Regions from separate parts of the Homo sapiens genome. Here regions 1 and 3 are each linked to region 2. Evidence: chromatin loops called from intact Hi-C (ENCODE). Cell type or tissue: A673. All regions are shown on one strand.

What was found. Peaks named below come from ENCODE experiments on the same cell type or tissue, not always from the same donor. Only the 100,000 strongest peaks of a DNase experiment are listed, where the experiment ranks them.
Region 1: it touches region 2 in a loop (3-fold over the local background); 5 of 110 quality-filtered maps call a loop at or near these places.
Region 3: a loop joins it to region 2, with 10 times the contacts of the local background. A loop is called at or near these places in 12 of 110 quality-filtered maps.

What each region holds. Positions count from the first base shown.
Region 1 is chr7:96,220,653-96,228,652 of GRCh38, forward strand. The region is part of intron 4 of SLC25A13 (solute carrier family 25 member 13); the gene reads right to left. Among named protein-coding and RNA genes, the nearest start is that of MIR591, 4.9 kb to the left of the region's middle. In A673, a CTCF peak has its summit at 4,211 (motif pointing right); a DNase peak (open chromatin) is centred at 4,219.
Region 2 is chr7:97,024,171-97,032,170 of GRCh38, forward strand. DLX5 (distal-less homeobox 5) reads right to left here and starts at 661. Exons shown (of 3, transcript NM_005221.6): 1 at 99-661. The coding sequence starts at 453. RefSeq lists enhancers at 167-883, 1,810-2,325, 3,404-3,603. In A673, a CTCF peak has its summit at 3,676 (motif pointing left); DNase peaks (open chromatin) are centred at 211, 671 and 3,631; H3K4me3 peaks cover 2,164 bases; H3K27ac peaks cover 2,486 bases.
Region 3 is chr7:95,714,517-95,722,516 of GRCh38, forward strand. It overlaps LOC105375409 (a long non-coding RNA gene), which reads left to right. Exons shown (of 4, transcript XR_927774.3): 3 at 2,591-2,660; 4 at 4,666-5,385. Among named protein-coding and RNA genes, the nearest start is that of DYNC1I1, 54 kb to the right of the region's middle. In A673, CTCF peaks have their summits at 4,495 and 4,694; DNase peaks (open chromatin) are centred at 4,495 and 5,155; H3K4me3 peaks cover 733 bases; H3K27ac peaks cover 409 bases.

The DNA of each region.
Region 1 (8,000 bases), 800 kb before region 2:
AGTCAAATTTTCCTAGGACTCTAAGTTTCAGGATTTTATGTTAGCTTTCTGTTCTCTACACCTTCTTTCCTACTCACAAGTTCTCTTCACCCTTCATCATGCATGCACATGAACATGCACATACACACACACACATGCACACACAAACACACAGGTGCACATGCACACACAGGGACAGCAGCCCCCAGTCCAGTCTCTCCACTCCCTGACAGGCTTCTAAGGAACAGTTAACCTTCAGGCAGTAGTTAACTAAGGAGTGGCTTCACATGGTTATTTTGATTTGCTCTCCAACTGACATTCTTCCACCTTCTCAACAGGTCTGCCTTCTTTTCTCCCCCTCTCTATTTTTAAAATGGAGTGATGAAGTAGCAAAAAGTACAATATTTTAGCCATTTGAGCACGGGCGATTCTTAAATTATCCCACCAACTGGAAGTGCTCTCTGATACTACTATCTTTCAAAATTGAAGCCATTATGGTCAATCGTGCAAATCCGTATTTAGCTTTTCGTAAATAGTGGATTTTTGACCCAATGAACTGGAACAGTTTCTGGACAGTCTCTAGGATCTCTGAAAAGATACTCAGTACCCAGGCATGCCACAATTCTTATCAACATAGAGACTATTTACTTTCAAAACTCATACTGTTCTTATTCGAAATTCTTACTCTCTATTTGGGATGTAAGCATGTATAAGAGAATATACTCAGCCCCCTCTTTACCTCTCATAAAATAAAATCAAATCTACTGCAGGGCAATATTTTTCTTTCATCAAAATGACACATTATTTTTGTGAAACACCAAAATCAGAACCAATATTAATGAAGAACTTTCCCCAAGTAACGTTTCTTCTGATTCTTCACCACCTTCTCCCTCAGCTATCTTTTCGAATATTTCATTTTCGAAGTGTCTTTACAAAGACAGTAACAAATGACCTTCCTTTCCAGCAAGCTTAAAAATGATGGGTAAAGTCTGCCTTCTTCCAATCCAATACCAGCATTCCTCTAGCTTTATATATTTAATATTAAATTTGAGTGCTTAACTTCGAAACTTCTCATTTCCATACTTTTAACTCCCATCATTTTCTGCAACCTGAATCGAAGTGACTGAGTGGGTGTTTCCACACATTTCCTAATGTCATCTAGCCTACCCATTTTCCCAAAGCACACCAATTTCATCATAGCAGGTGTTCCTGGACACAATCTAAGTTGAACTCAGAAAGGGTCCCTCCAAACAATTACATCCACATCAGAGAATTAACTAACTGAGGACTCGCTTAGAATTAAGAATTAACTAGCTTAGAAATCGCCCCGGTTCTGTGGGTTTTGTTTAGTGGGAGAGACACAAGAGAAAAGTTGGTGCAAATATAATAAGTTTGCTAAACTACAATTTAAACAAAGTTAAATAGATTTATTTTTTCCGCAGGACTTCTCAGAGCCTTAATAAATTAAAAGTTCCAGGCTTTATGATTCTCTCTTAGGAGAGCCCTTTTCCACATGCCACTTATTAACATAAACAAGAAACGCTTCTCTATAGTTACTAAACTTACAATATATTTCAATAGTGAAGATTAAAGGACAAAAGGTCACTGTAGTTTCCAATAAAGGGCAAAACTGGACCAGTTTCTTTCAGACTCCATGCTAACTGGCAGAGCTGCAGTGGCGAGCCAGCCCAGGCCTCCCAGTGTGGCACAGGGTGTAGACTAGTTTCTTCCATTTTGGTCTTCATGAGAATCAGAACCAATTCCCTTTCAGAGGTCTCACTAGCCAGCCAACCAAACAGTTCTTTCTGTATTTTATTTTGTTTATTTATTTTTGAGACAGAATATTGCTCTGTCACCAGGCTGGAGTGTGGTGGCACGATCTCGGCTCACTGCAACCTCCACCTCCTGGGTTCAAGTTATTCTCCTGCCTCAGCCTCCTGAGTAGCTGGGACTACAGGCACATGCCACCATGCCCAGCTAATTTTTGTATTTTTAGTAGCGACGGGGTTTCACCGTGTTGGCCAGGATGGTCTCGATCTCTTGACCTTGTGATCCGCCCGCCTCAGCCTCCCAAAGTGCTGGGATTACAGGTGTGAGCCACTGCGCCCGGCTCTTTTTGTATTTTTAATAATTCGTTAGTTACTCTACATTTACTTCAGTTACAGAAAAATGTATTTTCCAATCTGTCTCTTGTATTATATATAGGTTGTCTGATACATTTTGTTTCTTCATATATCCAAAACCAAAAGGCATCCAAAAACTGATTATCATTACATTTTGAAGTCATACATAAACTATTCTACAATCAATGTCTTTAACAGCAATGCTGGAAAAGTGTTAAATAAGATATATGTCTACTAGTTCAACTGCCCCTCTATAAAAAGCAGCTTTTATCTTTAAAGGGCAGCTCACTGACCTCTGTGAGATTTGCTAAAACCTACACAATTTTTCCCCAGGAAAAAAAAAAAGCTCATTTAGACGAAATATTACAAACAACCATAGCCATTCACAGACTCCCTGATACTTATCCAGGCAAAGAGTTGAGAACCCTTGACTTTAAAGTTTAATTAAAAACTGCAGAACATAAACATGCACACACCATCATTACCACCAACACTTGTAATGAAATTGGGTTACATTCAGGTATTAAGGATAACTTTAAAATTGCACGTAAAACATATTTCATGAAATCTTGTTCAGTGTACTGAAAAATAAATTTAAAAAGTCAAAGGAAGAGAGAAACATGTAATAGCATAATGCAAGAAAACATTTGGGAGTTTAACCTAAGAAACTGGTATTGTATAGATCATACTTTGAATTTTCAGGGGGTCTACTTGTGACTTTCCTCAGATAAAAGCAGGTATTCAAGCTCTCGGCTAGGCACGGTGGCTCACGCCTGTAATCCTAGTACTTTGGGAGGCCGAGGCGGGTGGATTGCCTCAGCTCAGGAGTTCCAGACCAGCCTGGGCAACAACGGTGAAACCCCATCTCTACTAAAATACAAAAATTAGCTGGGCGTGGCGATGTGCGCCTGTAGTCCCGGCTACCCGGGAGGCTGAGGCAGGAGAATTGCTTGAACCCGGGAAGCAGAGCTTGCAGTGAGCCGAGATTGTGCCACTGCACTCCAGCCGGGGCAACAGAGCGAGACTCCATCTCTGAAAAAAAAAAAAAAAAAAAAAAAAAAGTAGTATTCAATCTCTCTGCTACTGTGGAGCTAGGCTATTAATGTGGTACAACAACTTAAGAAATATCAGTAAGTAGGAATAGGTAATGTCTTAAATTAGCATTATAAGATACATCACTGGTATATATGCCAAATAGTTCAGATCGACAGTTTCATTAAACACACCCACACATCCACACAGGTACTCTTTCTTAAAACCCACAATGGAAATGTTTTGCACCCCCCGCAACATTAAATAAGAAATACAGTAACAGGAAAGTGTCTGAGAAACTATCACTCACAACATGTCTGTACCAACCTGCTCACACACCAGGTAAGTCCTTCCAAACCCTGACTTTCAGCTCTTCCACTCACAAAGTGGGGTGACTATACGCTGGCTTCACATAGATACTGTGAAGCCTAAATAATGATCACTGGCATGGTACCCCTGGCTTTGCCCCACTCTAGTCAACTCAGCAAAAATCATCTCTTCCAAGCATCATTCTGATCCTATCCCTGTCCTCCAAAGACCTTGTAGTGACTCCTAATTGCTTCTCATATGAAATAATTACTCTTGCTTAAGGGCCCGGCCCTGTCGTTGGTGCCCTGACAACCACCCTCCCAAGTACTCAGGTCTCTTAAGCTGCACCCCTCAATCAAGGGCCTCCTCTACTATGGTTCCCCTCTATCCTCAACCTGGACACAGACCATCTCCTCACCCTTCCCTATCGTCCTGTGATTCTCCCCTTCAGTCAGAATTCTGTTCATATCAAAAGATAAAGCTTTTCTGGGTAAAACTCACATCGTGTGCATCTCAACAAGTTATCCAGATAGCTGGAACCAAGGCAACTTTCTATGTACACTGGTAACTCTAAGCCAGGTACGTTCTCTTCCTTATTACTTTCCACCATAGTGAAAAAAAATCGTAACTAATGCATTTGCCTATTGTTCTTTACTTCATGAAAAATATTAAATCCTTCTAATGTCTGATACAGACTGAGACCACAATGGGCTAACTGACACCTATCTGGATTACAGTGGGCTTGCTCCAAAAGCATGAGTATCAACACCAGAGGGAGGCAGTGTGGCACAGTGAAGAACAGTCAGCCAGGATCAGGCTGCTCTCCCAGCTCCATCACAGGCAACACTATGACTGTGGCCACTTACTCAACTTCCCCATGTCTATTTCCTCTACAGAAAATGAGAATTATAATAGTATAGACCTTCTAGGCTACAATAATTAAATAATAAATTATACCAAAAATACTTAGCCCAGAGGTTGGCATGTATTTTAAAATAAAAATGATGGTTACCTTACTTCTCTCATGAGATTATGTAAAACCACATATCTTGGGAACAGAACAAGACCAGTAGCTACCACCTGGTTCTTCTTCCTTTCCTTTGGCCCCCTTCCTCTCACCCATGGCCAATCGGGAGCCAAGTCATACAGATTAGCTCTCAGGAACAGCCCAGTGTGCAGTGGCTCATGCCTGTAATCCTAGCATCTTGGGAAGCCAAGGCGGGAGGATTGCTTGAGCCTAGGAGTTTGAGATTAGTCTGGGCAACATAGTTAAACTCACCTTTACGAAAATAAAAATAAAGTTAGCTGGACATGGTAGCGCCACCTGTAGTCCCAGCTACTCAGGACGCTAAGGTGGAAGGATCACTTGAGTCAGGCATGTTGAGGCTGCAGTGAACCCAGATCACTCCAGCCTGGGTGACAGACCTTGTTTCAAAAGAAAAAAAAAAAAGAAAGAAACCAAGAAAGAAAAAAAAAAGGAATGGCCCAGGTGGGGTCCCGAGATATGACTCCAGTCCAGGCCTCTGTTATTCCCAGCCTCCACTGTTTGTGGCACTTCCAAAGTGGCCATCACTTCCAGACCCCCACAGCTCCAACCCTTCATGGAATACAAAGCCCATATCATGCCAGTTCAGTATTAATGCATCTTTGGTCACTCCTCTAGATCTGCTCAGATAGCTTCCATGCTTTCTACCCACTTAGCCTGCTTTACATACAAACAGGATATTCTGACATCATATTTTTTGTATTTGTTTATAGTCTCTCTCCCTAAAACGTTCCTCAAATGTATCAAACAGACTCCGCGCTTAGAACCCGGGAAATGGCTATTATTTTCTGCCTGCGACAGTCTCCCCTCCTCCATCCCCATATCTACACGACCAATTACCTCACCTCTTTCAAAAAATGAAAATAAAATCTTTTTTTTTTGGTGGAAAAAAACACTTAACATGAGATCTACCCTTAATAGATTTTTAAGTGTACAAAATAATATCGTTAACTATCAGCACAATGTTGTGCAGGAGATTTCTAGAACTTACTCATCTTGCTTAACCAAAACTTTATGCCGGCTGATTAGTAAATCCCCATTCCCCCTCCTCACAGCCCCTGGTAGCCACCACTCTTTGATTCTATGAATCTGCCTATTTCAGGTGTCTCATATAAGTAGAATCATGTAATATTTGTCTTCTGTGGCTGGCTTATTTCACTCGTAGTGTCCTCAAGGTTCATTCATGTTGTCATGTATGGCAGGACTTTATGGCTGAATAATATTCTATGTATATAAATTTTCTTTACCCATTCAGCTGTGGATGGGCATTTAGGTCATTTCCACATTTGGCTGTTGCGAACAGTGCTGCGATGAACATGAGAGTTCTGATACCTCTTTGAGATCCTGATTTTTGGATAAATATCCAGAAGTGAGATTGGTGGATCATATGGTACTTCTATTTGTAAATTTTTGTCAGAATCTCCATAACTATTTTCCACAGGGACTGCACCAACACATTTACTATCTTACCCTTATAGAAAATGTTTGCCACCCGTGATCTAGTATAAAAAATAACACCATAAAAAAGAAAAGAAAGAAAAAGAAAACTATGTTGACATTCGAAACACTAAGTTTAAAGAGAAAAGACCTTAAATTTCAAAAACAAATTTGTGTAAATGTCTCCTCACATAATAGCACAGATTTATAATTAATATAATGACAGCTTATTCCCTTATTTATTATTTCTCTGCTTTGGTTACAAATGACTAGGCAATTAATATCATTTTTTCTTTCCTCTTCTTACCCTGCTTGTCTTCCACCATGATTTACTCCCTTTGAATACCCCTCCCATCCACTATGGTAACCAAAATTTGACAGTATTGGTAACATTCCAACTCACATAATTCTGAAGTTTCTTTAAATGTATTATATTCAATATGTAGTAAAATATATCTATTGAAATATTTATGAACTTTTAAGAAGGTAATACTTATTTGTTATCTCAAATATAAAATTCAGCTCACGTTTCTACTACCTTCCTTCTGAGGTACTTAGCACTGATTCATCCTTGGCAGTAGTCCTATCTGCAAAATTGTACACATGCACCAGCATCTTTAGATAACAAATAACATAGATGTGTTCCTTTCTCTTTCAAAATTTGTAGTGTTCATCAACTCAAAATTTCCAGAGTAGTGAGATATAGACAGACTAACACTTGTTATTAAATAAACTTTTATTTAAAAACTTTAAAAATTCTTAAAGGAATAAAACATTTATTTATACATATACATATAGATATTATACATATTCAAGGCAATAGCATGTGAAATCCCAGCAGGATGTTTGTGGAAATTAATGACTTACTCTAAAATTGTTTTGATAGTGAATAGGGCCAAGAATAGCCGAGATAATCTTAAAGAATAAAGTTGAAAACCTAACCAGATATGACTTATAAAGCTGTAGTAATTAAGATAGTATAGTATTAGCGGAGAATATACAATAATGTAAAAAGAATGGAGCATTCAGATACAGTCCCATACTGGATTTATGATAGTAGTACCACTGCAGTGCAATAAAGAAAAGAACCATCTTTTTAATAAATGGTGCCAGGCAATCGACATATCCTTGGGGAAGAGGGCCAGGGAAGAATCTTGACCTTTACCTTTAGTACCATGCAAAAATATAACAAATTCTAGAAAGATTAAAATGTAAATCTGAAAGGAAAGCAAACTTCTGGAAGATAACATAGGAGAATATCTTCCTGACCCGGAGGAAAACAAAGAATTTTTTTTTTCTGTTTTGAGCCAGAGTTTCGCTCTTGTCACCCAGGCTGGAGTGCAATGGCATGATGTCGGCTCACTGTAACCTTTGCCTCCTGGGTTCAAGCGATTCTCCTGCCTCAGCCTCCTGAGTAGCTGGGATTACAGGTGCTGCCACCACACCCAGCTCATTTTTGTATTTTTACTAAAGACAGGGTTTCACTGTGTTGGACAGGCTGGTTTCAAACTCCTGACCTCAGGTGATCCACCCGCCTTGGCCTCCCAAAGTGCTGGGATTACAGGTGGGAATCACTGTGCCTGGCCTAGATTTTTTAAACAGGACACAAAAAGAGCTATCCACAAAAGAAAATGCTGATAATTTGTACTACATTAAAATTAGAAACTTATGTTCCTCAAGACTCAAATGAGTTACAGTGCAAGTCACAGAGTAAAGAATCTGTGAAACATATAACCCTCAGAGGTCTTGTATCCAGAAAATACGCACATGACTGAAGAAGATAGCCAAATGGCCAATAAATATGGAAAAATGTCATATAACCCATTAGGAATCAGGGAAATAAATGCTCATTGAAGCCACACAGTGAGATATCACTAAAATAAAAATGGCTGATACCAACTGGCAAAGATCTAAAATAAAACCATCATGCAATGATGGCATGAGTGTTAACTGGTACCACTGAGAGGTGACAATGTGCTGGCAGTCCTCGCTCGCTCTAGGCGCCTCCTCGGCCTCGGCGCCCACTCTGGCCACACTTGAGGAGCCCTTCAGCCTGCCACTGCACTGTGGGAGCC
Region 2 (8,000 bases):
TGCCGTGAACCGCTGTGACCCCCAATCTACCACCCCATCTCGCGCCCCCAGCGTCCTAGTCGCCCTGTATCTGCCCAGCCTTCCCCCTGTCCATGTACCTGGCTGGTTGGTGGCGCTTGGGACGCGGTTGTAGGCGCCGCCGTACTGGTGGTAGGAGCTAGCGTAGCTATAGTCGGCATAAGCTTTGGCTGGGTAGCTCCCGGCGGAGCCGTTCACGCCGTGATACTGATACTGGTAGGGGTTGAGAGCTTTGCCATAGGAAGCCGAGGTAGGAGAGCAGTAGCCGTGCGGGGCTCCCCCCGTAGGGCTGTAGTAGTCAGAATCGGTAGCTGAAGACTCGGGCAAAGTTGGCGATTCCTGAGACGGATGGTGCATAGCTGCGGACGTCTGGAACGGAGCTTGGAAGTCGCCGGATCGGATGCTGGGGACCCTTCTGTCAAACACTCCTGTCATCGCTCACGGGCGGCGGCAGCGGCTGTCCTTGCTGTTGTGGCGGCGGCAGCTGCCCTAGTTGGCTGTGGGGCTGCTCTGGTCTAAGCAGACATGGCTGTGGGAGCGAGGGAGGAGGAGGAAGAGGAGGAGGAGAGAAGGAGGAGGCGGCGGCCGCGGCGAGGAGGAGACTGGGAGTCGTGAAGTCTCTGTCTCCGGCCGGCTGACTGCTGGCTGAGGCGCAGCACAGCCTTGGTTAAATCCTTAATTGCGCGCTTACGCACAGCGGGGTGGATCTGGTTCTATTGGCCAGGGCCTCGGGAGCAACAGTAACACCCTAACTCGTCCAACTAGTTTTAGCACAACAAAGCATTGCTTAAAAAGGGGGTGGGGGGTACTGAGGGGGTGTGTGTGTTTGTGTGTGTGCGCGCCCGCGCGCTTGTGTGTGTTTTTGCTTGTTGTGGAGTGGGGAGGGGTCTTAGTCTATCTGTTTTTAGTAAATTCCAAAGACATCGCAGAAGCCACAGCACAAGGCTCTGTGATGTCTGGGGACAATGTGTTCCAATCAGAAGCCTCAAAAGTGCACATGTTTTGGGAATGAGGTGGGCGACCATCTTTCCTTGCTTCCCACTACCCCGCCCCCGTGGGCTGCACCAAAGGCGAGTGTAGAATTAAACACTGATACTGAAATAGGGAGTCAAGGTGCAGGGAGTGGGGAGCGGGGGGATGTAGGATGGAGGCAAGAAGGAAGGGAAACAGCATTTTTTTTTTTTTTAGTGGAGTGTTGGGAAGCAAGTTGTAACTTACATGTTTTGAAAATTTGCTCTTTGGGGAAAGAGGCAACTTCCTTTGCAGGAGATGAGTATCTCCCGGACGCGGGCTGGACAGGAATGCCCAAGAAGGCACAATGTCCATTAAGCCGGTGAATGGCAGGGAGAGTTCCTGCAGCCCAAAGTCCTTATAATGACTTTTAAAAATTACTGTCTTAAACACATATAACTTAAGGAAGCCCAAATCCTCGTTGCTGGCTTGCAAAAAGAGCCAAACAGCTCCACTTCTGTTTAATATTTTCATCTATTTTCAAGACATTGGAATAAAGGCTCTTTAACTATGTTCAGTGGCCAAAGACTCCCGCAAAGGTGAATGGATCCATGTATAACCTGCCATACCTCCAGGAAAGAATGGGAAAGTCTCGGAAGTGGGGAAGGAGACAAGGATCAAAGCCTTTGCAAAGTCAGATGATGCTCATTGATTTCCCCCTCCTGGCTCCATGAATGTGGCCCAGTCTCTCCATTTCCCAGACCCGGGTTTCTGTACCCTCTCCCCTTTATTTCCTGCTGCAAAGACATCCTACTTAGCTCGTATGCAAGGGAAGAAAGGATTCAAGAATCATTCAGTTGATACACGAGATCTAAACTTTGCTCTTCAGGAGGTGCTATCCTTGTTCTAGTCGTGATTCAGCTGGGAGTTTAGAAATTCAGCATAAAAGTCTCTCCCAATCCCCATTGTTACTCCCCTCAAATAGGCAACTCCGCGGACTAGATCCTGATTTGGGGCCTTCCTACATCTTCCTTTACGGGGTCCAAGACCGGCAATCTGGGAGTTCCACAGGCTATCTAGGGTTATCTGGCCTCCCCTCCGTTTTCCCTCCTACCGAAGAAGAAAGCGTCTGTGTTAGTTGTGTCTAGTATTAGTTTAGCCTTACTTGGAGTGTGGAGCCACTCGGCCTAAAACAGGCCGACGGGTAGAGGTAGGGTGTCTGGAACTCAGAGCAAGATACAGCCCCGCTCAGGAACTCCAAAGCAGAGCTGCCGTGCGTGCACCAACTCCCTGCCTTTGCGGTCTGGACTGCACCAGAAAAACACAGCTATTGTCGCACTTCCTTTCGGGGGAAACTTCAGCACCGGGAGACTGGCGCCCAGCAGCATTCTCCTTCTCCCACTGGCCCGAGTCACGAGCTTTGGGCCTGGGCTGCCGCGGGCTTCTCTGAGATAGACTTCGGGGTAAACAGAGCTGCAGCTGCCAGCCAGCCCTGACTTGACGCTGTCGATTACCGACAGGCTGTTAACCGTCTAGATGTAGGCTGTGAGGAGCTAAAGAACAGGAGGGAAACATGGGTCTGCGGTCCTGGGCTCTGCTCTGGAGAAGTTATCGGCGCCCATCGAGTCACCTGATACACACTGCCATTTAATTACAGAAATCGCTTCCTCAGATCAATGCCAAGGACAGTTCAAAGCACCTCCCGGCAAAGACAAGTGGGCAGGGAGCCAGGCCTCCCTTCCTCTGGTCCCCTATCTTCGACACTTTTGGTTAAATAGAGATTTGAGTTACCACATGGTTATACTGAACAGGGTGTTCCTAGCAATGCCCTTACACCTTGCTGAGATGGCAGATTCTAACCAGGATGGGATTGGAAGCTGCAGAATTGGGGCAAAATTTAGAAGTTCGGGATCCGATTGAAAATAATGTTACAATGTCAAATTAGTTCTAGACCTTGCTAAATTTCACCCCCCCAAAACCCCGCAGTCAAAATGGACATTCTTTCCCACATTTCATAAAAGACAAAAAGGAGTGGGCCGGGAGGGAAGAATTTAACTTCTTTGTTTCGGTTCCTAAAGCGTTAGAACGTTGGCCCTCACGCAGACTTGAGCCATTCTGCTGCTGGGTGAGACCAAATCTGGATGTGTCTCTACAGGTCCAGAGCCTCAACTTTCTTGATTTTGTTCCTCTTTTCAAGGTTGACCCCACTCCCCACTCCACCCCTTCCTTAAAGGCAGCCGGGAGGGAGAGGAAGCACTAAGTTAAAAGCAGCGGAGAGTCTGTTCACAGTACAGTTTTATTTAATTTCACAATATAGGCATTGTAGCTCTGTGCACTGCCGGCTGCTCTGCGGGCCTGTCTGCGGCTTCGGACCCACGCTCAGGACATACACCGGCCAGTATCCCGGCTCTCGGAGCAGCAAACTTTTGCTGGTGTTGTGAGGGAGTTCTCACACTAGGGCCTCCAGCTTTGTCCTAAGGCCAGCGGGCTGGACGCTATTGCCTCTCAAAATCCACCGACAAATCCAGCCGTGGAGAAACAGCCCCACGGCATCAAACTCTTCCAGCAGTGCGCTTCCCGCTGAGACACGTAGGAAGAATGTAAGTAATTTCATCTTTTAGTAGCTGAAATCTGCAAAGGGAGGGAAGGGGAAGTAGCGGGAGGGAAGCCCTAAGATAAGTGCAAGTCTTTACCACGAGCGCCACCCAGTGTCCTCGAGCAACATTGCGCAAATGGCAAACCCCAAGCTCAGTCACTGGCCAGACACCAACTGGTCCTTAGTGTTAGAGTTCACTTCCAGGTGGCTTTCTTTCTCTGTACTTCCAATACATCTTTCTCTCAATTCCCATGCCCTTTCCTTTCCTTCTTGTACATTCATACTTTTCCTTCCTCCTCCCACCGGCTCACCTTTTTCTGGGTCACCTTTTTCTTGGTGCCCCCTGTCCTATCCCTCAATTCTTAGGTGTAAGGCGCTCCTTCAGTGTCCCCACCTGGGGTGACTGGAAGGCATCAAGGATGACTCTCCTTTCCTAGCCTTTTATTATTATTATTATTATTATTATTATCATTATTATTATTATTATTATTTGGACAGAGTCTTGCTTTGTTGCTCAGGCTGGAGTGCAGTGGCATGATCTTGGCTCACTGCAACCTCTGCCTCCTGGGTTCAAGCGATTCTCTTGCCTCAGCCTCCTGAGTAGCTGGGATTACAGGCATCTGCCACCACGCCCGGCTAATTTTTGTACTTTTAGTAGAGGCAGGGTTTCGCCATGTTGGTCAGGCTGGTCTCGAACTCCTGACCTCAAGGAATCCACACAACTTGGCCTCCCAGAGGGCTAGCATTACAGATGTGAGCCACCGCCCCCGGCCGCCTTTCCTAGACATTTGTGAAGAAGCAGGCCCTCCTTTAGTTAGATGAGGTGCTTGGGAAGCTTTCGGTCATTCACTACTATGGGCTGAAAAGAGTGCCACTGAGTGTGCAGGGAGAGAGCCGCAGAAGGGGGTGGGGTAGCAGAAAATCTTAATAACAGCATTTACTCAACTTTCTCCATGTAGCCTATCTGGAGATCTGTTTACTCATAGAAGTGCCAACAGTAGAACACCTTTTCTTTTGGGCTTGAAACTCAGAAAATTCAGTGCAGTTGAAAATATTTAATTTACGAACTTAAGATATTTTTAATATGGAAACTTTCATTTATATAAAACATTGTACACATCAATTGGATGTGCATAATTCAGGTAAATAAAGGACCCCTTAATATGATGCTAGCATTGTATAGGCATACTTGGTATAAAAAGCACTTTGACTTTATCAGTAGAATACTCATTCTTTAAAAGTCCAGTTTTGGGGGTGAGGTTTATTTTTCTTTTTATTTGCACTGCTTTATCCATTATCTTTTTTTATCTGTCCAGTGAAAAATGCTCTGAGCAATTCACTCTTATCATGATCCATTTAGAGTACTTTTCATCCCAGAAATCTCAAACACAACAAAACTGGTTAAGTCAAACATTTTGTGGAGGTAGACCTGAGTAATCATTTTATTACAATGGAGCTGCAGTTATCTTTGAGCTGGGGCACTAAGGCCGTTTAATAACTTAAGGTAACAGCTCTGAAATATTCAATTTGATATTTGTATAGAAAAAGCACATTTCTTGGAACTAGGGTGGGATGAAAAGATAGGAGTTATGATTGCAAAAGTAGCAAAGGCTTTCAAAAATAGCACAAGTTGTTGGTCACTGGTTTTGGCAATGCAACTGAATGGCCTTTGTCTCCCAATAGAGGGCTAGGCACACTGACTTGGATCTAGCATTCAGAGGTGGTTCATCTGAGTTAGGAAAACTATTTAATTCCCCATGTAGGTTCAAACTTCTTCCCATGTGTTTATGAGGCTGAACTAACTAGGCCCAAGCTAAAATGTTTAGGAGCCCATTTAAATCAACAGTGAGCTTATCTAGGGAGAGAGAAGAGGGAAAGTGGGTGTGAAGGGTAACAGGATAAATAGAAAAAAGGTTTCCTCCCATGCTGAAATTAATTATAATATCCCCTTGCCCTCAAGAAAAATGTGTTTGGAGTTAAAGAGCATCCCCAACAAAGTAAATCTCAAAGGATTCACTAGTAGGCAATTATATAAATATTCTGAATAAATTAAAAATCCCCAGAGGGAAAAACTATTTTCCACTTAATTCCAACCTAATAAGATTTTTGGTTTATTTCCAAATGATAGGGCAGATCATAGACTTCTACACGTTTTGTTTTTATAATTAAGACATTAAAATATGTTTATTCATTTAACTTAAACATAACTAGCTAGGAAAACGCCTTAAGTATCCACTCAAATCTATTCTCTATGAGACAAATTTAATATACCACAGCTGAAAACACTTCAAGTTCATCTAACTAGGAAGTAAATGGGATTATATTATTATATGTCTTTGCAAACTGAAATTGAGGCATATTCTTCATCCTAAATTCGGATTTCATCTTCTTGAAAGGAAGGTTTGGCTGTGGTACTATTTACAAAACCTTTATTCTTCTTAAAGATATACAAATATTCCAAATTCTAAAAATACCCCTTGTGGAGTTAAAAGAAAAGTAATTGACAGACAGGAATTCAGAGCAATGATCCACCTCTTGCAAGGAAATAGCAAGAGTGAAGCTTCAGTCATCTTTAATAACATCCTAATTCCAAGATCTATTTAGAATTTTAAAGTTCATTGATCCTAAGCCACTGTATTTTATGATCTGACAATATTGTATGCAGAGATGCAGAAAACCAATTCTGAAGCCAAAGCCAGATTATTCAAACACTGTGAGCTGCGTAAAACTTGGCCCACAACGTACATGCACAAGGGCAGATGGTATAATTTTATAGGCATTTTTACCATCTGCCCTAATTATATCATTTTAATAGATTAAAACAAACAGAAAGAAAATACAAAACCTTTCTCTACAGCTGTGTTTACTACCTTTACCTTTTATAAAGAAAAAAATTCTTAAACAGGCAACCCCAGCCTGAGATAAGAGGTTTCCCTGCTGTGTTACACAGCACAATCAGTCGAAGCTGCAGTGCCCACCTGGACTTGCATCCCTCTGTGCTCCTGCAGAATAAAATTAAGGCAACAGAAAGGAAAAGTCAATAGCTTTCCAAGTGAAGTGTAGCTGACAGCAATGGAGTCACTTTTAAAAATTGTGGGCAGAAAAGATACGTTATTTGCAGCAAGAAGCTTAGTAATACTCAATGTATATAGCCCATGGGCAGTTAAGCAAAATTTTACTTTTTCAACATTAAGTCTTCAGTTTTATTTTATTTTACTGTTTCAACATAGCAGGCTCTTGGATGGTACATGTAGCAAAGTATAATAAACATATACCTTAGTATAATTTATTGCTGCATCCTGATTTATAATTTTGGGCATATAACTGCATGTGTCCAGTAGTTTGTGTGCATTCCCCTGTTGATGCATGCGTTTCAGTTGGTTACTTAGCGAATCAAGGAACACTGTAGTTGTTGCTCCAACTTTTGGACAGACCTCACTTTGCAGACAACCTACTATGCGTCTGCATGCACCACTATTAGTCTAAAATGAGGTTTAGGGATGTCTGGAATTTTTCTTACAAGTTCCAGGAATCCTTGGAGTTAGAGAAGGAAAAGATACTTATGACACTCGGGATGTTAGCAAGGTATATACCAGCATTGCATTAAATAATTTCTTAGAATAAAAAAAGCAAAATTGGAAATCAACAAATCAGATAAACAAAAACTATAGGCAAGAAAAACTGTCTTCATACATGAAAAAATTCAGAATGTACCATTATTCCCTACAGTTCTCTGTTGCCTTCTTTGTTATTTGAGTCTCTAGCTGCTTCATGGGTACACTGTTACAGCCTTTTTACACATGCCATTCAAGAGATTCAGACACATTTAGGGTTATGTTATAGAGTAACTGTGCTAGGTTGCTAGCAGTTAACCTGCATAGCAAACTTGGAGAGGATAGGAAGAATGTTTTAGCATCAGGATAAATAGATGAACCAAAGAGGATATCATATTTGCTAAAGTGATAATACTTTTAATGGAATTATTCCTGAAGCCTGTTAATTTGGCACAAAAATAGGGCGGAAAGTATCTAATAATTAAAATTGCCTGGTAAGTCTTCCTAACTTATAAGAATAATGGAAGAGATTAGAAGAGAAATAGGCCAAAGAACAGAAAGCAAAATGATAGAAATAGATCTACTTTGCACTCTGAATTAAAATAATCACTGGGGAACATTCAGGAAAAAGTACTTGTCCACCCGAGGACTGTCTTTTAGGGAACACTTCTCAGAGAAGTTGGAATGAAAGTCACTTCTTTGTGACTCCCTTTTACTAGGGTCATTAAAATTCAACATGGCCTTAAAAATCACAGTTTAGGAAAAATGTTCTGTAAATGTTTCGAGTACGTTATTGGGCTCCATTCCTCTTCAGAGTCTTATGGCGAGTATTTGGCATGTCTTGCAAATTTTATAGACCTTTAAATGGTTTTTCCCAAAGG
Region 3 (8,000 bases), 1.3 Mb before region 2:
AGCATTTGTGTAAAGGTAGATAAATAGATTCATGAAACAACGTAATGCAAGAGTTTGCAAACTTTTCTTAAAGAGCCATATAATCAATCTTTAGGCTTTGTGACCAGGAAACAAAATTGAGGCTATTAGGTAGGTATTTTACATAATCATTTGAAATGTAGCCATTTAAAAATGTAAAAGGCATTTTTAGTCCACGGGCATTAAAAATAGAGGCAGCTGATAAGACCTGGTGGACAGGTCATAGTTTGCCAACCCCTGATATAGAAAGTCCAGAAATAAACCCACATAATATGGACAACTGATGTTTTATTTTTGTTTTTTATCTTTATAAAGATGCAAAGGCAATGCAGTGGAGAAAAGATAAACATTCTAACAAATGATATTGAGAGAGTTGGCTGACTGTTCATATGCAAAAATATGACCTTGAATCCACAGCTCACACATATGCAAAAATTAAAATGGATCATGGACCTAAAGGTAAAACTTAAAACTATACAACTACCAAAAGAAAAGATAGAAGAATATCTACATGATCTTGGATTAGACAAAATTTTCTTAGATACGACACCAAAAGCACAATTCATGAAAGAATACTCTAATAAATTATGTTCCATGAATTAAAAACATTTACTCTTTAGAAAATAGTTAAGAGAATGAGAAAACAAGCCACAGAGTGGAAGAAAATATTTGCGAAACATATATCTGACTTGTTTCCAGAATACCTAGAATACATAAACAACTCTAAAACTCAACAATAAGAAACAAGTGAGCCTAATAAAAAATGAACAAAATAATTTTACAGAAATTTTACCAATGATGATACATGGATGATAAATTAGAACATGAATAGATGTTCATCATTAGTCATAGTCAAAGTCATAATAAGATACCACTGCCAACCTATCAAAGTGACTGAAATTAAGAAGGTCATTTAAATCAAGTGTTGTCAATTAAGTGGAGGAACTGAAACTCACACAGGGCTGGTGGGGATTTTGAAAGAGTATGACAGTGTCTGAAAATGCTAAACATTCACCTCCCATGTAATCCAGCCATGACATAATTAGTTATTTACCCAAGACAAAAGAAATATATCCTTATACAAAGACTTGTACATGAATGTTCACAGTAGCTTTGTTTGTAATAACCTAAAAATGAAAGCCAAACCAAATGTTTATCAATTAGTGAATGGATAAATTGTAACATACCTATACAATGAAATAGTACTAAGCAGTAAAACAAAATGAATTATTGGTACATGGAATAACATTGATATATTGCAAAATAATCATGTTTAATGAAAAAAGGCAGAAAAGAGTGTGCACTATATAATTTAATTTACATAAAATTTCAGAAAATGCAAAGCAATCTATAGTGATAGTGTATATTTATAGCAGTGCAATCTATAGTAAATTGTGTAATCTATAGTAACAGAGGTTGCTTGGGGATGGGAGGGAAGGTAGGAGTAGGACAGCAGATAACAGTAGGAGGGATGGAGGAGTTAAAAAGAAGAATGAGACATTTTTGGAGATGAATATGTTCACTTTCTTTATTGTGATGATGTTTAATAGGTCTATACAGATATCAAAAGTTTTCAAATTGTTGAGTTAAATATGGCCACTTTACTGTATGTCACTTATACCTCAATGGAGTTGTTTTAAAAACCTGCTCTCCAAAACGCATGGCTAAACACATGAAAACACAAGTCACATATTGGGAGAAAATTTTGCAAAATGCAGATAATCACTTCCACTTCCACTAAGATAGAGTAGACTACTTTCTTCTATCCTTCCAATATGTGTAACTAAAAATCCTGGACATTATGTAGAAGACAAACATAAGAATACTCTGAAAGGTGGAAAGAAGGAGGCAGACCAGCTAAAGATCTTGGGACCTAAGGAACACCACCATAGTGAGTTCCCTGGGTTTTCTTTTTGCCTTATCTATTACATACTTGGAGATAAGGAAACTGGCAAGCTAGAAACTTGAGTTGAAGCAGACAAAAATAGCCATGACAAAAGCCTGCTCTCTCTAGCCAAGTACTAAAAAAGGAGCAACCTGGCAAGATGTGAAGCTTTTAGACAATAACTACTCTACTCCAACCAAACACCACACAAGAGTACTGTAACCCCACTGCTACCAATGTCAGTAAAGGCCGAGTGGGAGCCTACACTTCCACCTTGGTAAGGCTGTAATGAAGCACCAACATGACAACGGAGGTGGTGTCAGAAGAGACCAAACAAGAAGCCGGAACTTTCATGTTTGCCAGCTTGTAATGAATCCCCCCATCCCACCATGGTGTCAGTGGAGGCTAAAGGGCGGTCTAGACTTCCACTCTTGCCTGTTAATAACAAGGAATCTCTTTCTTTCCTCTACTGAGTTGGAGAACAAAGAGGCCTAGTGGAGAGTCAGGCCTTTCACATTGCCCACTACTAACAAGGTCAACTCAGCCCTGTTAGTGGAGACCACACAGGGAGTTGCTGTATGAATGTATTCAGGTTTAAACAGAAAATCCCTTGTCAGGGAAGAGTCGGAAAGATATCAAATTGTATGAAAAAACAATAATCTATAGATGTCAACATTTATTTTTCAGCTCTGTTGTTTGGTGAATACTCATTTAGGATTGTTAAATCTTCTTGGAGGATTGACCTTTTTATCATTAGGTAACTATCCCTTTCTGTCTCTATTAATGTTCTTTGCTCTGAAGTCTATTTAGTATTGTATAATGTTAATAGAGGTTGGGAAGAGAGTACAGGTAGAGAATGTGGGTGTGGATGTGTTACAGAAGGGCAACATAGAGATCCTTCTGTTGATAGAAATGTATTTTTACTGTATAAGTGTCAATATCCTAGTTGCTATACTGTACTATAGCTTTGCAACATATTATAATTATGGAGAATTGAGTAAAGAGACACATAGGATCTTTCTCTCTCTCTCTCTTTTTTTTTTTTTTTTGAGTCTTGCTCTGTTGCCCAGGCTGGAGTGCAGTGGTGTGATCTCAGCTCACTACAACCTCTGCCTCCCAGGTTCAAGTAATTCTCCTGCCTTAGCCTCCCAAGTAGCTGGGACGACGGGCATGCACCACTATGCCTGGGTAATTTTTATTTTTATTTTTTATTTTTTTAGTACAGACAGGTTTCACCTTGTTGGTCAGGCCGGTTTCAAACTCCAGACCTCAAATGATCCACCCTTCTCGGACTCCCAAAGTGCTGGGATTACAGACGTGAGCCACTGTACTCGGCCTAATTATTTTTAGTAGAGACAGGGTCTTGCTGTGTTTCCCAGGCTGTTCTTGAACTCCTGGGCTCAAGCAATACTCCAGCCTCAGCCTCCCACTTAGCTGGGACTCCAGATATGTGCCACTATGAATAACTAGTTTTTAAATTGTTTGTGGCAACAGGATTCCACTATATTGCCCAGGCTGGTCTCAAACTCCTGGCCTCAAGTGATTCTCCTACCTTGGCCTCCCAAAGTGCTGGGATTACAGGCATGAACCACTGTGTCCAGCCTAACTTTAATTTTTTGATTCACCTTTCCAACTAAGGGTTTTACCCTATTGGTGTCCCAGTTTTATGCAGTGGTATCCTATATGACTTTAGTCTTATGGAGGCCTGAAGGTTTGCTTCTTGCAAACGTCCTGTGAGGCCACCAGATAAAAAATTCTGAAATTCCTCACTTGATTATCTTGTTCACTACTTTTTGTCTTCTGAATTTTTTTGATACCTTTCTACCTTAACTTTAAAATTTTCAGCTTGCAAATTTAGGAATTTCTTTTTCAGGAAAGTGAAAGTTTGTTTTTAATTATTTTATCTAGAGTTTTTGTGTTTTTTTTCCCTTAAAAGTATGTGTATATTTTTTTCTTTTTCTTTTCCTTTTTTCTTTCTTCTGTCATACTGCCAGAAATAAGAGTATTTCCACAGTACTATTAAGTAGTATATATTTAGTCTCATACAGTATGAGGGGGAGATTGAGAACCAAGAATCATGAATAGTACCTAGGTTCTATTCTTTACTAGCTATGTGATCCCCAATACTTTTCTCTTTTTCCTGTGTGTCATCTTTTCCTGGTAAAGAATGAAGGGCATGGGCTAAATGATATCTAAATCCTCATCGCTTAAAACTTGTACTGTTTCAATATTGTGGTATATTAGAACAACCACTGGCCTGGGAATCTGGAGTCCTGACTTGGTTCTTCTGCTTTCTAGCTTTCAGCTTTTAGACATGCCACTTTACTTTCTGAGTCATCATTTATTTGTCCACACACAAGAAAACAAAAGTGATAGTATCTACTTGACAAGATTGTTGTCAACATTAAATTAGACATTATTTATAAAACTTCTTGGCATGTAAGAGGTGACGATTAAGTCTTAGGAAGATCCACGTATACAGAATTCAAGGATCTCTCAGGTCCATTTACTGTTCCAAAAATCTATGATGTCAACTAAAGTTAGTGCTTAAAAAAGAAACGTTTTGCTGCAATTCTGACATGCACTCTCTAGAGGTCTCCATTACCAAACAAATCAATGTATGTTTTACTGTTGGTTATGGAAGTTCAGAAATGAAATCTATCAATCTCTTGTAAGATTCAACATTGTCCAAAGAGATTTTTTTTTTTGCGCTTTCTACATCGTATGATTTTTCTGGTCATATTTGCTCTCTTCTCTTTCAGGTTGCTGAAGAAGAATCTTACTCTAGGGCTCACTAGCAACTTTGGACTGGTGATGTATAAGACATTATATATTTCTGGGGTTTTTTTTTTGCTTTTTTTATTTACAAAAGGTGAATTTAGTTGTTTCTCTCTCATTCCCTTAGTTCAAAAATGATTAGCCCCAGATATTGCCCTATTCTTTTCCAAATTCTGGTTATACATCAAAATAAACAACCAAACAAAAACATAGGGTTAGGGGAGATTGGATGAAAGAAAGAAGAAGATGAAAGAAAGAAGAAAAAAACATTCAAAGGCAATGTTTTTCTTAACTGCTGTTCCCTTCAGTAAGATATATATTTCAGGCTGTGTCCACAGCACACACATATTTAACTAAAACAAACATTTGACAAAGCAATAGTTATCCTTACAGAGGGATATGACACTTTTATATTTCCTGTTCTAGTCTATCCTTTTTAATGGTGCTTTTGACACACTAATTAAGTCCATAAACCACGAAGGGATACCACCAATGGTTTGAAAATGATATCTTAAGGAGATGCAAAAATGTGAAAAGAGGGAGTTTCGTTTCATATGTAATACGTACTAACTGACCTAGACTTTGTGAAAGTGGTAAAAAAAATCACAGTGTGATTTCATTTCTATAAAGAATGCACATCCATATAGACTCCTTCAGGCTGGGTAGGAGGCAGTGCTGGGTTGTGCTTTCTTCTTTTTCTTTCTTTTTTTTTTTTTTTTTTTTTTTTTTGAGACGGAGTCTCACTGTGTCGCCCAAGCTGGAGTGCAGTGGTGCGATCTCGGCTCACTGCAACCTCCGCCTCCCGGGTTCACGCCATTCTCCTGCTTCAGCCTCCCCAGTAGCTGGGACTAAGGCACCCGCCACCACGCCCGGCTAATTTTTTGTATTTTTTAGTAGAGACGGGTTTCACCATGTTAGCCAGGATGGTCTCGAGCTCCTGACCTCATGATCTGCCCGCCTCGGCCTCCCAAAGTGCTGGGATTACAGGCGTGAGCCACTGCACCCGGACTGTGCTTTCTTTTTCAATCGAGGTTAGAGTTGGCCATGAGGGAACTTATATAAGATTTGGAAGGCAGAAGCAAAAGAGCAGCCATTACTCTCAGAAGGTCACTGTGGTTGGATATGGTGTTGGCCAATAGGTCAAACCTCCATGTCCATCTGCTCTTTCTTATGTCTTGCCCTGATATCCAATAGCAGCCACAGCTGATCAAAAGATGCTTGGCTACGGATCCACAGAGAGGTGGTTATGCAGAGGTAATAGCTTCCCATGCATAGCCTTCCACACGAGCTCCTGTTCTTGATCCCGCTTTGCTAGTTGAACATGCCTGCTGCTCAAATTTCCGTGCGAGCCTAGGGTTTGGCTTGCCTACACCACTGCTCCTAGGCACTCTGGCTAGGGACTTTGCTATCTGACTCCTCTTCCAGACTTTTGCTTCTCCAGTACTGCCCACATTTTTGTAAGATCTAATTCCTACTAAAAAAAAATTCCTCTTTCCATAATTCTTATCATGATTCTGCTTCTTTCACTGAATCCTGGATGATACAGATAAGTATCAATCAGTCAACAGTAGTTACCTCTGAAAACGGAAATAAAAGTGATTAAAAAAAAAACCATAAAGAAGGCTGCAGACTTTTCTTTGTAGATTTCTAAATTATTTGAAGTTTTACAATAAAAAATGTACTATTAAATCAAGTTTAGTCTAATGCTTCTCCTTACATATCTTAAGTTCAGCCTAAAGGTTTTTCTGTATATAGTAAACTATAACTTAAATGGAGACTGTAACCTACTCTTATGCCAATCACTGAGTTTTGGCCAATCAAAGGGGACCAATCGTTCAAACCGTGTTCAAATAAGGTAAACGCTAAGCTATAATCAATCCGACTGTTTCTGTATCTCACTTTTCCTTTACCTGTCTATAAATCTTCTTCCACCACATGGCTGCCCTGGAGTCTCTGAGCCTACTCTAGCTCCTGAGGCTGCCCGATTCTCAAATCGCTCTTTGGTTAATTGAACTCTGTCAAGTTTAATCTGGCTAAGGTTTTTCTTTGAGCAGTACTTATATATTACCTACATGATCAAAAGAAAAAATGAGAAAAAAGGAAAAGGATGTTTTAAAGATACTAAAGCACACCCAGAAACAGAAAAACAAAGTAGAACATAAAATTGCCATTTTCCAAATGTCCAAAAATGGATGTAAGTGACTTTTATATTCAGGTAAGTGACTGTAAAAGTAGTTGTGAAAAAAAAGATAACTGTTCTCAACTTTCCAAAAATTCAGTATCCTGGGGGAAAATGTGGGAGCAATGTGCCAGAGCCATGTTCTTCTGTCCTTAAAGTGCATAGAGATCACCTTGAGATTTGGTTCAAAAGTTGATTTTGATTCAATAGGTTTGGGGAGGGCCTCAAATTCTGCATTTCAAATCAATTTCCACTTGGTGTTGATAATATTGATTCACGAATCACACTTTGAGTAGCAAAATCCAAGGAAGCTGAAGAGACATAAAACCCAAATGCAATGCGTGAACTTAGATTGTTTATTGTTTCAAGAGGGAGAATAAAGCAATAAAAGTCATTTGGAGGACAATTATAATAGAAAAGTTAGAATGTGGACTGGACATTATAAAATATCATAACATTAATTTTGGGGGATAATATTACTATGATTCTATACAAGAATGTTCTTTTTAAGAAATATATTCTCCCAACTGGGCACAGTGGCTCAGGCCTATAATCCCAGCACTTTGGGAGGCCGAGGCAGCTGGATCATGAGGTCAGGAGTTCAAGACCAGCCTGGCCTAGATGGTGAAATCCTGTCTCTACTAAAAATACAAAAATTAGCCGGGGGCAGTGACAGGAGCCTGTAATCCCAGCTACTCAGGAGTCTGAGGCAGGAGAATCTTTTGAACCCAGGGGGCGGAGGTTGCAATGAGCAGAGATCATACCACTGCACTCCAGCCTGGGCAACAGAGTGAGACTCCATCTCAAAAAAACAAAGCAAGAAAAAAAAAAAGAGAAATACATTCTGATGTATGCAACTTTCTATAACTGTAAAGATAAATTCCTCTTGCTGTCAGTTAGTTTAAAAATGCATAATTAATTTAGTAATTATTTTTTCCTAAATACAAAGAAGTGAAGAAACAGAGGCAGAGAATGATAAGTAAATGGCTCCAAATAACCAGTAGTTGGAGGTGTAGTGTAAGGTGCTACTTTGGAAATGACGATTTTGAATTCTTCATGATCCAAGTGTTCCTAGAACACTGCAACAGCTGAGAACTGCCCCCATCCTCCAAGTTCCAGAAAAAGGCTTACTGCAAAGAA